Linked DNA regions of Mus musculus: region 1 is linked to region 2. Evidence: chromatin loops called from intact Hi-C (ENCODE). Cell type or tissue: heart. All regions are shown on one strand.

Region 1 (8,000 bases), 56 kb after region 2:
TGCTAGCAATGTGCAAAGCAAAGGAAGGAAGGTAGGTAGATAGATGCTGATGGCTGGCTTACACATGAATGGGCTGTGTTAGCTCTGGGGACTCGGTAGCACTGATTTGGGCTTCTCAGTGCCTTTCTCCCAGTGCTCCCTCTGTTCTCCCTGGTTCCTGTGTGATTGAGACACTTGGATCCATGCCTCCTGACAACTTTAATGTCGGCACGTACACTGTTGGCACCGCCTGGAGTACATGACATGTGTTAGCTCATTTAGTCTTTCCAGCAACTCCAGCAGACTTCTGCTCTAGTTGTAAGCATCCCTCTACTTATTTATTCATATTTTTACCGACATGCAGTATGGGTACATTGTTTGTTGTAGTCGTCCTCTTTTAAAGATGAAGGAGAGGCAGAGGGACACAAGATCATCTGCCTGAGATCACAGGCTGGGAATCGAAGCCCTAGTTCTGTGGTCCCATCTAAGCAGGTGGCTCCCGAGTCTGTACCCTTGACTGCTGTGTGGCATCACCTCTCTGAGGTGTGTGGGGGTAGTGGGTCTCCTTAAGAAAATGGTACTTTCTTGGAGCCTCTGACTAATGAGTGTACCATGGGCACTGTTGTCTCTTACCAGGGACACCGAAGGAGGAGCTGCAGTTCCTGTCAGGAGTGGAGCTCCTTACCGTGTGCTGTGTCTCTGACTGTCCTAGGGTCAGGCCATTTCAAACTCTCGCTTGTCTACCAGAGGAACGTACAGATCATCCACTGGCTTCTCAGAAGTATCTGTGGCTTTGAGGTCTGACTTTCCTCTGGATCAGTGGGACTCAGCTAACTAAGGTCCTTGGTCACATAGGGCTCTGGGCCTTCTCTGAAGTAAAGCATATAGTATGAACTGGAGTGAGGGGCAGACTTCCTGAGACAGGATTGCAGGCAGAGAGAGAGAGGGGTGTAAGGGGAGGGGGAGGGGGGAGGGGGAGGGGGAGGGAGAGGGAGAGAGGGAGGGGGAGGGAGAGGGAGAGAGGGAGAGAGGGAGAGAGGGAGAGAGGGAGAGAGGGAGAGAGGGAGAGAGGGAGAGAGGGAGAGGGAGAGAGGGAGAGAGGGAGAGAGGGAGAGAGGGAGAGAGGGAGAGAGAGAGAGAGAGAGAGAGAGAGAGAGAGAGATATTGAGCTCAGAAAGCTCCGTGATGCGAAAGCTCCAGGCCCTCCGTCTCGGAATACTTGTGTGTTGGTAGGTCTGGGAACATCAGGTAGGAGACCGCAAGGGTATCCAGCTGTAGGCATCCATCCTAAGGGTATCCTTTCCCTACCTTTCAAGGTCTAAGAGGGCTCCTCTACAGCCCCCTTTATACAGTAAGGCTTCGCTGGAGATGTTTGAGCAGCCCAGGTACTTTGGACATACCACTGAGCTGAGCTAACAGGCTATGTGCTGGACAATGAAGAAGTTGAACGGGCTGTTATGGCCCTGGGGTGTGTCCCACCTCTGCCACTGACTACCAGTTAGGCCTTGTCACTACACTGCCTTGCACTTGAGATTTCTAAGTTGTGAAATACAGGTGCTAACTCAGTGAGCTGTGGCACGTCACTCGAGACGATGTTTAGGAATGATGGGAAAGGCGCACAAGGACTTGCACCTGTGCTTCCTGCTCCTATCAGAGCCACGTGGCTATTCCGTCTTTGGAATTTTTACTCTGCTTTTCTGGCACATTCCTCTGTGAACCTTTTCCCTTAGCCTCAAGATAACTTAGAGATATAAAAGAATGAAAGCTAGGTTCCAAATTTAGCTCCTGACCTTTCTAAGATGGATGCAGAGCACTGTGGCTGTCACCTGCTTGCTGGAGAGCTGGCCGGACTGCTTTAGTTGGGAAAGTACTTTGGTAGGTGTGCAGTCTGGAATGACTGTCCCTTACTCTGTGGCTAGAGGGCTCATGCATATACTTACTTCTTTTGGATCCAGCTTAGTTCTCACCCTTTGGATCTGGACTGACCCATTACACTCCAGAATCACTTCATTTTATCTTGATCGGTCTGCAAAGACTATTTTCAAATAAAGTCACGTTCCCAGGCTTGAGAATGGGATCATAAATAGACCTTTCTGAGGGACATAGTTCAGCATCTGCTCACAGGAAATGGGAGCAGGGATCACACACACACACACACACACACACACAACCTAGTGCAGTGCCTGGAAGCAGTAGGAGCCTCAGGAGTGACTGCCCAGCCTTGGCTGTGCTATTGTTGGGATGGTGTGGGCTGAGAGTGCACTTCTCCAGGGAGGGTAGGTCTGATGGACCTATACTTTTAGTATCACTGTCTGTTATCTCTGGGCTCCTTCCTTGACCCTTGCTGAGTGGCCGCCGGCTACCATTTGCCTTCCGTGTGTCCAGAAGAGTATAGTTAACTGGTTCTGAGATATTTTGGACATCTGTGCCTCCTTTTCTGATGAATAAGCTCGCTGACAAGATACTGGTGTATCCTTGTGCACACTGATTCAAATGCTTATTGGATGGCAGCTGTGTCCATGGAATGTGTTGGGAATACAAAGTTGCACAAAGAAGGCTGGCCATGGGGAAGTCTCTAGTTTCCTGTGGTCACTACCCTAATAGCAAGGTTGATTCTTGTGCTTCTGAAAGAGGGGAATTCAGCAGGCACACAGTAGTGAGTCAGGAGTCAAGATTACTTCGAGCTAGCAAGGATGCACGCTGTAGGCAGAGTGGGCTGAACTGAGCAGCTATCCTAGAAGGATGCTTTTATCCCTCTTCCTATTACCCTCTCCCCTGTGCCTCTCTCAGCAGAGGCACTTCTAGGGAAAGAACTGTTTTTCTGGGAAGCCCATTCTATACAGATTCTTAGTAAATATATAAAGATGCCAAGAGTATGCATAGAGGCTTAAGCACTCTTAAAGTTGAAGTATCTACTTGGGAAAGGGCAGGGGCACTCTGTGCACACTCCTCTGGCTAGGAAGTCTTGAAGTCACTCGAATTTGACCTAGCTCTTATGGACCAGGATCACTCATTGCCCCTTGCATCCTGTTTTTGAGACCCTGAGCTGGCCCATCTAGAATGGATTGTCGTGACTATCTTCACACCTTGACCGCCATTCAGGCACCACCATTATGTTTATATTCTGTTTTAGGGTCCTGAGTAGGAGCACCTGTCATCCTGTAGTCTTTTCTTGGGAGGACGTTGGATCGTCCCCAGAGCTAACCTCCTGCCTAACACAAGATCCTTCTGGAGCCCTGTTTGGTGATGTTGCCAGAAACCCAGTAGGCAGAGTTGTAAATAAAATAAGCGCAGAACATCATAGACAGCGCGAAAGAGGCGAAGGGAGAGTTGTGTTAAGAGTTGGCAGGGGGTAAGCATGGCAGGGCTCCCTGTGGAGGTGTCACAGGAACCAGGGCAGAGAGATAGGAGTGAGGACCCAAGTGGGCAGCAACCTGTGGAGAATCCTGGTGCAGAGCAGAGCAGGGCAAGGACTCCATGGTGAGAGGAACTCAGAGTAGTTCTCACACTGAGAGTCAGCTAGATGACTTGAGCTGGGGCAGAGGTACCTTGGCCCTGATGAGGCACTGGAGTTTGTTCCAAGGGATGGTTAGTTAGCTGCTACCAGCCTCCAAAGGAGCAGGTGTCCCTGTGGGGCTAGAAGAAGCTCCAATAACTGAGTGACTGCAGGACCCTTTGCTTTCTAAAAGATTGCTTCTGTGGCTTCCAGTGGACCCGAGAAGATCTCACTGAGGGAACACCCTGGGAGGCACAAGAAGGGAAGATAGTCTTAGAAAACGTGCCCCAATGGAGAGGGACACGGCGGTGACCTCCTGGCATGAGAATTCCCATTTCTGTACACTGGGTTTTGGTGACCTAGACCTCATTTGCCTCGTTGACAAGGGGACCTCCAAGTGTCTGTGTGTCTAGATGCCCTTGGTTGTCATCCATCTGGCTGGAGTGGGGGGGCGTTCCTGTCCCCAACTCGTTCTTTTCCGTTTATAATTGTATATATGAAAACCAGATGTTTAAATGTTCAGTGTGCTTTAGTTCTGAGGGCTCCTCTTTGTGGTATCCACGGCCACGGTATACCTTTTATTTCAGGCTTATTCATTGGTATCACACTTGTTTCCCAGCCTTTGCTGGCCAAGTGTCACTGAATTGGGCATCTGTTATGTTCTAGTCCCTGGGCCAGGGGCATCCAGTTATAAAAGATATAGCATGCACTGACCTATGTGCTCTATGAGGACAGCCAGAGAATGGCTCGAAGTGATGTGGAGGGTCAGCTATGACCAAGCGAGTGGTTTGGTGGAAAGCGTGCGTTTCCTGGCATTTCTCTTTCTTTCCTCAATTTGCTTAATGATCATTTCTTGCTAATGGTGCTTTAAGGAGTCTGGAGAGGCCCCAAATTGCAGAGGAAAGTGCTAACAGGAAGAGAAGTGCTGACCTGGCTCTGTGCCCCAGGGCAGGTCTCTTAACCTCCCGAGCCTCAGTTTCCACGTGTTACTTAGGGCTAATTACACCTACTTAACTACAGGCTTCTGCGAGGAGCATTATCTCATTAGAGATAATGTTCTTAAAAGTGCTTTGAAATTTTGTGTAGCATTTTTCAAGTGCTAAGCATTGTCATATTTATAATCGACTGCTACTAATTCCGCACCAGAGGTGGTGAAGAAAGAAGAGGCTGTTGTTACCGCCGTGGCTCTGCCACAGCTGGGTACTAGGATGTGTTTGGATGGATGGACCACACAGGGAAAGGCCATGAGTCAGCCTTGGAAGAACTCGTGGTCAGATAGGGAGACAAGCAGTAGAAAAGGAGCCATGAATAGGTCTTTGAGAGGCTGTGGATCTTTCTTTGCCTGTCGTCAGGAAAGGCTGTCCTGGAAAAGAGACACTTGAACGTAGCTGCCACTAATAGGAGAAGAATTAACTTGGGACTATCATTAATCAAATGAATATTTATTGGATAACAAACAGTGTGTGCCAGGAGATATGGAAATACATTTTATTTGGGGAATCAAATACTTCCAAAGAGAAGGTAAACATGGCTACAGTATTTCTTCTTGGCTACAGAGCACGGAAGGGCTAGGTGCCGTGGGAGCCAGAGGGGCACCTTGTTTGGGCCTGCGATTCCATGGGAAAGGTTCAGAAAGCAGGATGTTCTACCAGAAGAGCCCCCTAGGCGTTTACTGGTACCTATCCTTTGTTCACAGCCTAGTCCTAGTGGGCTTGCTTTCCATAGTCAGTCGTTCCTGTCCACACGCTTAGGGGAAGCATGAAGAAAGCAACTTTGCAGCCTCCACACTGTGCCCTTTGTGGGTCTGAGGCTTTGTAGGGATCTGGCTGTGAATTTTAGTGATCCTGACTCACTCAGGGTACATGCCTCAGGGTTTGTGACATGAGCCATGGCCAAGTGTTGGGGAAGAGGAGCAAGGGAAAGGACTGGCAGGTGGGAGTGTGGAGAGTCTGTGTACATCCTGAGATGGTTTAGGAAAGGGGGTACTACTCTCTATGGGATCACTGGGTCTTCCTGTTATCACAGGTCGGTTCTACCGAAGACTCAGCTCTATCCTAGCTCTGTCCTTGTTCCCTACCCTTGATCTGTAAAGCACAAGGCTCCAGGGTGAGGACAACAGTGGGAAATGACAATATCCAGCGTGGCTTCGTGACTGTGCCTGGAGTGCCATGGCCTGCTTCTTTAGTGTTTAGAGACTTCAAAAGGATCCAACTAACGTGGGGGAGCCAAGCTGACCAGAGAGGAGGGGTTGGAGACAGAACACTGCCCCACTGCAGGAGAGGAGAGGAAAGTGGATGTAAATCCTATCCCATGTGCTGTCGTCCTGCCCTGCGTGCCGTCCTGCCCTGTGAGCCAGGCCAGGTACCAGAGAGCCAGCTCGCCTGCTCCTGTGTGACCTCAATACAATGGAAGGATTATTGACAACAGCTTTAAGCAGCAGAATGCCAATTCCAGCAAAGCAGGCTCTTGGCTTGATTTGGCACTGGACATTACCAAAACACTCATTTACTAAATACTTCCCAAGGGCATGTCAAACCATTTTATAGCATGAAACAGGTTATTCTCCACCAACTTAGACCGAACGGTGGTCAGAAGGGAGAATCTCAGATGTCACTGGAGAAATGGGGATGGGAGGCAGAAGAGAAAGTGTGTGTCCTAGGATAAGAATGTGTAATAGGCACTGAGAGGAAGTACCCCGACACAGTTAAAGGAGATCACTTCCTGCCATTTCCAACTTCACATGGGCTGAGCTTTGGTAATTAAATAGGCAGAAGGTTTCCTTCCAGGTGAATCATTTAGAAGAGTTACTCCCTAGTGGGTGCTTTTCGTGTTCTTTATCACTGATCATGGAATCGGCACCACGAGTGTGCAAAACAGCACTGGAAAACAGCCTGCCTGGGTCCATCTGGGAAGAATCGGGAACGATGCCAAGGATGGGGAATTCATGCAACTTCTGGGGCTGTGTTATTGTTTGTATGCTTACATGCATGTACAGACAATTATGCCCAGACAGGCTGACAGATACACATGCTTGCACACATATCTTTATAATACACATGGACTCCTGCAAATAAGGAAGCCATTGAAAGGTCATGTATGAGGGCAGAGAAAGGCCCACATGCATGGATCTGCAGCAAATCTGCACAAATCTTTGTGACCCGAGCCTGGCAGGTCATCATGGAGGTGTTGCCAGCATATATCATATTACAATACAGCTTTGCAAAGACCTGCCATAAAGACACAGTGATATTAAGAGTCATGCCATACACTAAAAAAAAAAAAATCAGAACTTGTCTTCCAGCCACTGCTCAACAACTGCACATTAACATTTTGTGTATTTTGCTAAGCCCCCCTCCCCCTGCCAGCCCAGGCTCCTGATTCTGAGGAGTACATTATAGTCTTAGGTGCCCTGTGTCACATCTTCTCTTTAGCCCCCAATTACCATTAGTTAGACATATATCAGGTAAAGTATTTGCCAGAAACCTTTCCATTTCTAATTTTGTAATCTTTAATCCCAGTAACAAGTTTGCATCTGAGATGTTTTCAGTCCTCATTCATCAGTGAGGAATCAATACATCAAAGAATCAATTCAGAGGCAAAGTGGCTTCCCTAGGAGGTTGCTAGGACCACACATCTTGGAGTTGGAGGCACCAAGAATTGAACCAAAATTCTGCTATTCAAATCACATGGGGCTTATTCTTCGCAGGGTATGGAGCCTTCTGCTTCCATGTCTACCCCTGATAATGGAGTAAAAAGGGTTTGAGGAATATGTATGTGTGTTTTGGTGTCCGTGACTGCAAGAAGGAGTATGAACAGGGTGAGCTGTGGATCGTACCTCTGTCTTCTGGCCCTGTGCACCACTCAAGGTGGCTTTCTGGGGACCCTTGCTTTGCATCCTGTCTGGATCAGCCTTGTTTTTTTCTTACTCTTCTTCCTCCTCCTTCTACCTATCCTTCCTCTTTTTTGCCTTGTGTTGATACACAGAATCAGAGTCTCTTGGGATTATATGCATTGACTTGGGAAGTGATGTTTAGATTTGGGCAGGTGTGGTTCTTTTGGCTGGAGGTCACTTGAGCAGCAGCAGAAGCCATACAAGGCGACATTTGGAGAAGAAATGTGTGATTCCTTAGACACCTGTTCAGCTTGCTTCGTCTAGGACTTGCACAGTGTGCTCGGATGTCTGAGATTGAGGGAGAAAGGAGAGCTAAACTGCCTGGAGATTTTGTGCCTTATTCTCTCGACCCTGTCGCAGTGCACACTGATGCACATGTTCAGACCAGGGAAGAATCAGGCAGAGTATTCATCTCTCCCAGGCTCACAGCCAAAGGAATGAGAACGACTTGGCAAGATATCATGGGAAATGTCATGGTCCCTTCTGGACTCACTTAAAAAGCCCAAGACCCATTTACTTTTGATTTCAAGACATTTCTATTTATAGTGTTTCGGGAAGCTGGAGTCTAGGAAGATCCTGGCTGTAGGAGTTGTCAGTTGATACAGCGGGTTTCTGCCTTTTCAGGTTTCACAG
Region 2 (8,000 bases):
CTTTCCTGGACCACTCTGAGGGAAGAATAAGCACCCATGTTCTTTTAGGGTTCCTGGTTGGGCTTTGTGCAACGAACCCCTCCACCTCTCCCTCTTCTTGGGTCTCCCGCCTCCGCTTAGGTACTGACTTCAATTAATGTTGAGGCATTAGATTTTAGGAACAGAGTTGAGAGGGGGTGGGAGGTATCTATCATTGGAAAGGCTTCAAAGCTGTTTTTGTTTGGGGACATCCCTTCTGCGCTGAGCTCTCTTGGGTTGCAGAGGTAGAGTACCCGAGTTAAAGAAAACAACACGTCGAAACAATGTTGACAGCATTTCCCAAGTGTTACAGGAGGCCCGAGGTACTCTGGAATTTAAAAGATGAAAATATAAGATCAAACAAAAGAGTTTGAGTTGGACTGGCTTAGACCTTAATAATCAAGGAAGAAGTGAATAAAACCAAAAACCAAAAACCAGAAACCAAAAACAAACCAGTCAAGATCGGTCTGGTATTTTGACATTGAGTTGCCCTCTTGACAACTGTCAGTATAACTGTTGGTGACTTATCAGTAAGACGCTGGGGCTAAGGCTCCATCTGTACTGTTATTCTAACTTGGGGATCAGGACCTGGGGTGTGCAGGGGTTGGGAGTTACCTTATGGGGCCAGCTGACATGTCACCTTCTCACAGACACACACACGGTAGCCTGCCTTCAAGTCCAAAGCCAAATGGGCCCATCTTTGGATGCTCAGACAACGTACAGATAGAAGTAGACTACTTAAGGCTATGCTCTCCTTTCCAATGTCGAGTTCATCAGATCTTGTCACCACTGCCCTGTACAGAGGGACAGACAGCCTGGAAAGAAAAAACTTTGTTTCGAAAATACACCATGCTTTTAGAAAATGGACCAAGTTCTTCTTTTAATTGGCAAAAGTCCTGGTTGGTTGTAGATAAAGAGACACTTATTAAATGGGGGGAAGGGCTTAAATGTTCCATCTTAAGTTACGGGATTAACTTTTTAATTTCCTAAAATAAGAATAGTTTCAGCATCAAAGAGCATGCTGGGATGTGTTTTGCATCTACTTTGCAACATGCTTTTCTAGTCTTTGCTCCCAGGATCTGTTTTAATTTTTTATGTAAGGGGGGAATCCTTGTACTGAAGCAGTCAACCTTTTTATATTTTACCACAAGCCAGGGGTATTACCTAATGGTCACCGAACACCTATCATGTTCCAGGCACAATTCTTGGAGTGCCACTTGCTTGTGCTTAGTATAATTCATCTTTATAATAGGGTGGGTATATACGCTTCCCCCAAGGTTGAAAACTTTGTTGGGATTTAAAAGTAAGACAAATAAAAGTTGTTCTATTACTACTCCATTGTCAGCTCTCACTTAAAAAATATCTGCAACAATCAACTTCTACAGAGGGAAGGGTTATCCTGTGGCCGTCTCAGAACTCTGTGATCTCTGTGGTCTGTTGACTTTGGGGCCTGTGGTGAAGCAGGACATCATGGTGGGGAGTATGTGTAGGAAAAAGGATGCTCACCTCGTATCAAGGAGAAAGGAAGGGGTTAGAGTTCCAGTATCCTCTTCAAGGGCCTGCTTCCAATGACCTAACATCCTCCCACCAGGCCCCACCTCCTAAGGGACGACTGCATTTATGTGTGGCTGAAGGCTGGTAGTATCCCAAGGCCTTTAAGGGATATTTCAGATCGAAATGACAGCAATTCATGTGGGGAAGAATTGGGAGAGAAATCTGCTCCCCACTTTGGGGAAACATCTGTATCCCCGGGGAGCCACCCTCAGACTTGCTTTCGTATCTTCTGTGAAAGAGACGTGGATGAAGAGCTGAAGGCTGGGTCTTCTCTAACAGGGGCCTTTCCCTGGCCTCTCCTCTCTTCAGCCTGTGTTCTGGCTAGTGACTTTGTCCGGTTTCAGTTCAGTTAGGATTAGTTCTAAGGCCTATGGAAGTGTGGCCTTGTTCTAGCCTGTTTTTGAATAGTTCTTGGTGACCCTCTGGGGCGACAGGCACTCTCCACTCTCTAGCAGGCTTCTAGTACATTTGCTTGTCCTTGCCACGAGCTCCCCGACATCATACGTCATATGTATTTACTTACTTAATTTTATTTACTTGTTTATTTGAGACAGGCAGGCATAGACTTGCTATGTAGCTGAGGCTAACTTTAAGATCTGGATCCTTCTCCCTGTATCTTTCAAGTGTTAGGATTGCAGGCATGTGACACTATGCCCGGGGATTTATTTTTAAATAGCAGCTTGGCTGAGATACAATTCACAAGGTATAACATATATTCACCCAATGCAGCTTTTAGGGTACTTAGAATTTTGAAGTCATCTCACTATCCCACACAGCTTCACTAATCTTAAAAGGAGGGCCTGGCCCCTGGTAGACACATTTCCTTTCTGCTCCAGCTCTGGCCTCCCAAGCGTTTATTCCTGCTTCTGTGGCTTTTAATGCTCTATTGACAGCAATAATAATTCTACAGGTAGAGTTATCCACATAGATAATACTTGGTTGCACATAGAAATCTCGGAATATTTGTGATAACTGGAGATAGACAACAGAAAGAAGCATGATATAGGTAGTAGGGTCCTAGGTCATTTTGGAGTGGCATCAACAGGCAAAATCCCAGCATGAAAAAGCAAATGGACACAAACTCCCACCTCTATCCAAGAAGCTATTTAAATTTACACTGGCTAGGAAAGGAAAAATCCATTTCTTTCAGTGGAGTGCCTCTGGCCACACTCCAGGGCAGGAGTGCCACCCACACTCCAGGGCAGGCCCCACGCCCAGGAGTAGGAGATCAGTGCAAAACGTGTGTGTGTGTGTGTGTGTGTGTGTGTGTGTATGCTTTTGTTTTGGCTTAGTTTGTGTTTTTCATTGAGAGTTTTTTGGGCTGTTATTTTTGATTTTTTTATATATATATATATAGAGAGAGAGAGAGGGAGAGAGAGAGAGAGAGTGAGAGTTTGGCAGATAGAGAAATACTGGAGGATCTGGAAAGAGTAGGAAGAGGGAAAGAATATGACCAAGATATGTTGTATGAAAAATGTTAAATAATAAAAAAATAAAAAATGCTGAGTGTGGTGGTGCTCGGGAGGCAGAGGCTGGCAGATTTCTGAGTTCAAGGCCAGCCTGGTCTACAAAGTGAGTTCTAGGACAGCCAGGGCTATACAGAGAAACCATGTCTCGAAAAACCAAAAAAAAAAAAAAAAAAAAAAAAGGAAAAGCATATAAAGTGGGTTTAAAATATTTTTACGTGCTTCTGTACTGATAGGTCTTACAGATTAATATGATCTTTTAAAATCTGTCATGTAACATGGGCTGTTTTAAGCCTGTAACCCAGCGGCATTGACTTTATTCACAATGTTGTGCAATCTTCACCATTCCAAAATGTCTTCTCTGCCTCTACCAAAACGCTACAGCCTTCAGACAGTGTCTCCCTATGTCCCTACTCCCTCCCTTAGTCTGATGACATTTGAGCAACTTTCTTTCTGTATGACTTGGCTTATTGTGGATACCTCATGTTCTTTTGCTTCTGACTCTCTGAGTTTCAGCCACGCTGCTGTAGCCTGGGCCCGACTCCATCCTTTCTTTTTGCCAAATCCTCCTCCTTCAGTCCATCACAGTTTCTTTATCTGCTCGTCTATTGGCTGCTTGGGCATTTCCACTTGTGGCTATTACTACAATTCCTTGCTGTAGGTTGGATCACAGGCACACGTGTGATCTTCTTTGGGACTGAACTGTAAAAATAACCATTGTGCTGGTTGGCCATCTCCTTATATGGCTACCTGGGTTTGAATCCCCTGGGTTGAGAATATGGCCCTAGGAAATCCCACTGTATCAGGAGTGAGGGGGCCCCTGTGCTAACACTGGGTGCCCAACCCCCGCATCTGAGACTCAACATTGACTCGTTGACAGTCGGGAAGGTGCTTTCTGGTGAAGACTGCCTGTTTCTGCTCCATTCCCCAGATAACAGAGCTTTTACCTTGAGTTCAGCTCTCTCTTCCCTGCTCACAGGGCTCTGTAACGGGACAGGAGGTGGGGACCAGTCAGACAAAGCTAGTTCCTCTGTTTCTGTTCTCTTGCAGTCTCAGTGGCTTGTGTGTGTCAGTGTTGGCTGAGGGGTTTCTGTCATGTGGCCTGTGGATGATGGCGTCTGCCTCTAGCCATACTGTGAGAAATAACATCTCAGGGCTTTTACCCTTGCATGCTCAACTAAGAACTGGGCAAGGAAGAAGATAGGAAATGGTTTCTCTCACTCTCTTTCTTGTGTGTGTGCAAATGCTCCCGAGTGTGTGTTTTGTGTGTAGTGGATCATGAAAAGAGGAAAGCGTAGAAAGAGAGAGCAGGGCTGATGGACCAAGGGAAATAGTGGCATATGCTGTGTGGTGATGACCAAGTGACTCTGAAAGCCACTGCATAAGATCCAACTGCCCAAAATCCCAGCCTGGCTTGAGAAGGTGCTCATGAAGTCCTGTACTTAGCTGAGAAGCTGTTAGTAATCACAGCTGGTAGGGGCAGGGAGAGTCTGCTTTTGTTAAGGATTTGATTCCTGAGAGGTTATCCTGGGCGTGGGGGAGCTGTTCGTGGGGGAGGGAATGGGGATGGATTTGGTCAAACTGCATTATATACATGTATGAAATTCTTACATAAGAAACAGAAGCATCCTATTTGGACAATTGGGATGATTAGTGGTGGGAGCTTTAGCCATTTGGACAAAATGGGATAGAGATAAGAGGTAGACATATTCCTGGTACAGAGAGTTCCCCTATTCCCATGCCCCCCACCCCAATTCTCAGTTCCAATTGTATGCACTGTATTTGAGTCTCCTTAACGCTGTCTAGATCCTCACTGGTGTAGGGCCATCCTGTGAGGTATGGAACCCTCCCAGGAACCAAATCCGTAAAGGAAACAATGATGTGCTAATGGCACAAAGATTGGGTTTTAAAGGAACTCAGTTAATTAGTTGAGTTTGGGGGGTACGCAAGGCCTGATGGGAAAGAAGTTGGGAAGGGTGGGGAAGGATGACTGTGGAGGATACTTGTCTGAGGCTAGAGCATTTGTTCCCATTTGGTAGACAATGGAAAGGCATTCAGAGTGAGTGAGGGGTTCCTACAGTTGCTGGTGGGGCAGGCTTGCTAAAGCTGTGGGTTCAGGCTCATCCTGGGGCTCATGGCATTGTCCACGCAGGACAAGAAGGAGAGGTTTTCCCAAAGCACAGCCAGAGGAGCCCCTTCATAGAGTAGAATTCTCTTTAAAACGGTAGCAGTTGGTGGGGCTGGAGGATAGCTCAGTCAGTAAAGTGCTTGCTGTGCAAACATGAGGAAGGACCTGAGTTTGGATGCCCAGTATCCATGCCCAAGCCAGGTGTGGGAACGTGTTTTTAACCCAATGATGGGGGCAGGTCAGGTACAGAGGTGGTTTCTGAGAACTCGGTGACCAGCTAGCTATTCTCCCTAAATCAGTGAGCTCTAGGTTAAGGGTCTCAAAAAGTAGTGTGGAAGGCGGGAGAGACTGGATTAGTGGTTGAAGTGTTTGCCATGCAAACGTTCAGGCGCCAGCATGCATGTAAAATACTGAGCATGACTGTGAGTAGCTAACCCAGCACTTGGGGGAGGGGGCAGACATGAGAATCTCAGGGCTTGTCGCTCACGTGAGCTCTAGAATCAGCGAGAAAACCTTGCTCCAGAGAATAAATTGTAGTGACACTTGACTTAGATCTCTTTCTTTACAAGTGCACCAACAGGCACAGCCCCTGCATGCACTTGAACACACACACTCTCTCTCTCTCTCTCTCTCTCTCTCTCTCTCTCTCTCTCTCTCTCTCTCTCTCTCAGACACACACACACACACACACACACACACACACACACACACACACAGTACAACTGTACTGGCTGATTTTTGTGTCAACTTGACACAAGCTAGAGAAATCAGAGAAGAAGGAGCCTTAGCTGTGGAAATGTCTCCAGGAGATCTGACTGTAAGGCATTTTCTCAATTAGTGCTCCATAGGGGAGGACCTAGCCCATTGTGAATAGTTCCTTCTCTGGGCTGGTGTTCTGGGTTCTACACGAAAGCAGGCCGAGCAAGCCATATAGTCATGTGAGCAAGCCAGGAAGCAGCCCTCCTCGGCCTCTGCGTCAGCTCCTCCCTCCAGGTTGCTGCCCTGCTTGAGCTCCTGTCCTGACGTCCTTTGGTTATGAACTGTGACGTGGAAGTCTAAGCTGAATAAACCCTTTTCTCCTCAACCCGCTTTTTGGTCATGGTGTTTTGTTGTAGCAATAGAAACCCTAAGTAAGACACACATGCAGGTGATAGCTGAAAATATGGAAATGATAAAATTTCCAGGGAGAGAACAGAGAAAGACAGGAGCCCCTTTTGTTAGAGGACAGGAAGAGGGAACAGTGGCAGAAACAGTGGCAGTGGTTATGGGACAGGGAATAGCCTTCCTCCTATAGGGTCAAGATGAGACGATATTTCAGGATCCAGCCCACTGTCAGTATTGGATGAAGGGGATGGAAAGGAAGAGGGGAACTGGGAAATTCCCTGAATTTGATGATTTGGGCATCATTTGGTCTTCAGTGGCCTTTAGGGTAGAGATGTTGTCTAGCTAGACAGCACACTGTGGAGGTGTGGGCTATGATTCTGGGACCTATCTTGTAAGGAATTTGGTTGTTTGTGAGAAGGAAAGGATAGTTGGAAAGGAAGAACAGGAGCCTGTTGACAAAGAAAGTCTGGGAGAAGAAAGTAGACAGCGGGTTATGGACAGGAGTGGAAGCTTAACCCCAAGAAAGGAGGAAGCAGTCTGCTGTCAAACACAGATAGGAGCTATCAAAAAGTGAGGACATATGGAGTGGCCTTGCGGGGAGAGCCTGAAGCTTGCCCCCAGGATCCTCTGGAGGAGCACTGCATGTAGGGAACTGGACAGATGGAGTGCAGGCTGAAGCTGAGGAGAACAGAGCAGGCAACAGAGGGACTTCTAGGGACATCCAGAGAAGTCACTAACGCTTCCCAAGTCTCCGAGGGAGCTGCCTTGTGCTAGAGGCCGGCATTTCTAGTGAAAGGCTTTTCAGCGCTGTGTGGCCAAATGAGACAGGTGCTAGCTCGGCCAAATGGGAAGACTCTGGCCCTTCCAGGAGACAGGGCAGCTAGAGTTAGTGTTGGAGAATTGGGAGTCTCTGGCCACTTGAAGTGGCTGGTGGAGTGGAGGGTCACAGGATATACAGTGCAGGCAGAGGCTTGGGACTTTAAGCCACACAGCCCGCGTCTGTTCCCACAGTCAGCCTCTTGACATTCTCTGAGTGAAGGTACGGGATAGGAAGGTTTTTATCGAGATGCCAGGCTCGGGCAGCAGGATGGTTTTAGTTTCAGAGGGGTGAGTGTGTAGTGTGAATCTTAACTGCTCTCCAAAGGTCCCTATGCTAAAGGCTGCTCTATGGTGGTAATTTAGAGAGGTGGTCCCCTTAAGAGGTAAAGGCCTAGTGGGAGGTCTTTGGGTCATTGGGAGCACGCCCTCCAAGGGAGTACTGGTCCCCTGACCCAGCTCCTTTTTGAATTCTTGGTAATCAGGCAAGTGGATTTGTGCTGCGAAACACTTCTGAGACTGGTCAAAACTAATGTACCACCCAGCCATAGGCTAAAACCTCCACACAACTGTAAACCAATACAAACTCAGGCTGGTTGGTTAAGGATTGGTTAACTTGGGCATTTGTTCCTGGAACAGCTGCCTAGCCATGGGCTCATTGTGGGGGTAGGATGCTGTATAGGGGTGTGTGTGTGTGTGTGTATGTAAGTATAGACACATGAAGATGAACCTCATTGCTTCATACTTTGGCCTCCCCAGCGTCTTCTAGATGCTGTAACTAAGTTAGAGTGCATGGCTTGTAGACCTTAGGCTGTGCTCAACATGCAGATCGAAGGTCACAGGTAGCTGGAAAACTGCTGGAGGAAGATGCCAAACTACAGTCATACGACGTCCAGCCAAGTAAGAAACATGAT

The links. Peaks named below come from ENCODE experiments on the same cell type or tissue, not always from the same donor. Only the 100,000 strongest peaks of a DNase experiment are listed, where the experiment ranks them.
Region 1: it touches region 2 in a loop (2.3-fold over the local background); 3 of 42 quality-filtered maps call a loop at or near these places.

What each region holds. Positions count from the first base shown.
Region 1 is chr6:119,037,888-119,045,887 of GRCm38, reverse strand. All of the region lies in intron 3 of Cacna1c (calcium channel, voltage-dependent, L type, alpha 1C subunit), which reads left to right. Among named protein-coding and RNA genes, the nearest start is that of Gm50599, 27 kb to the right of the region's middle. In heart, no CTCF peak of the experiment used is centred here; a DNase peak (open chromatin) is centred at 7,807; H3K27ac peaks cover 1,742 bases.
Region 2 is chr6:119,094,296-119,102,295 of GRCm38, reverse strand. All of the region lies in intron 1 of Cacna1c (calcium channel, voltage-dependent, L type, alpha 1C subunit), which reads left to right. Among named protein-coding and RNA genes, the nearest start is that of Cacna1c, 10 kb to the left of the region's middle. In heart, no CTCF peak of the experiment used is centred here; no DNase peak of the experiment used is centred here; H3K27ac peaks cover 968 bases.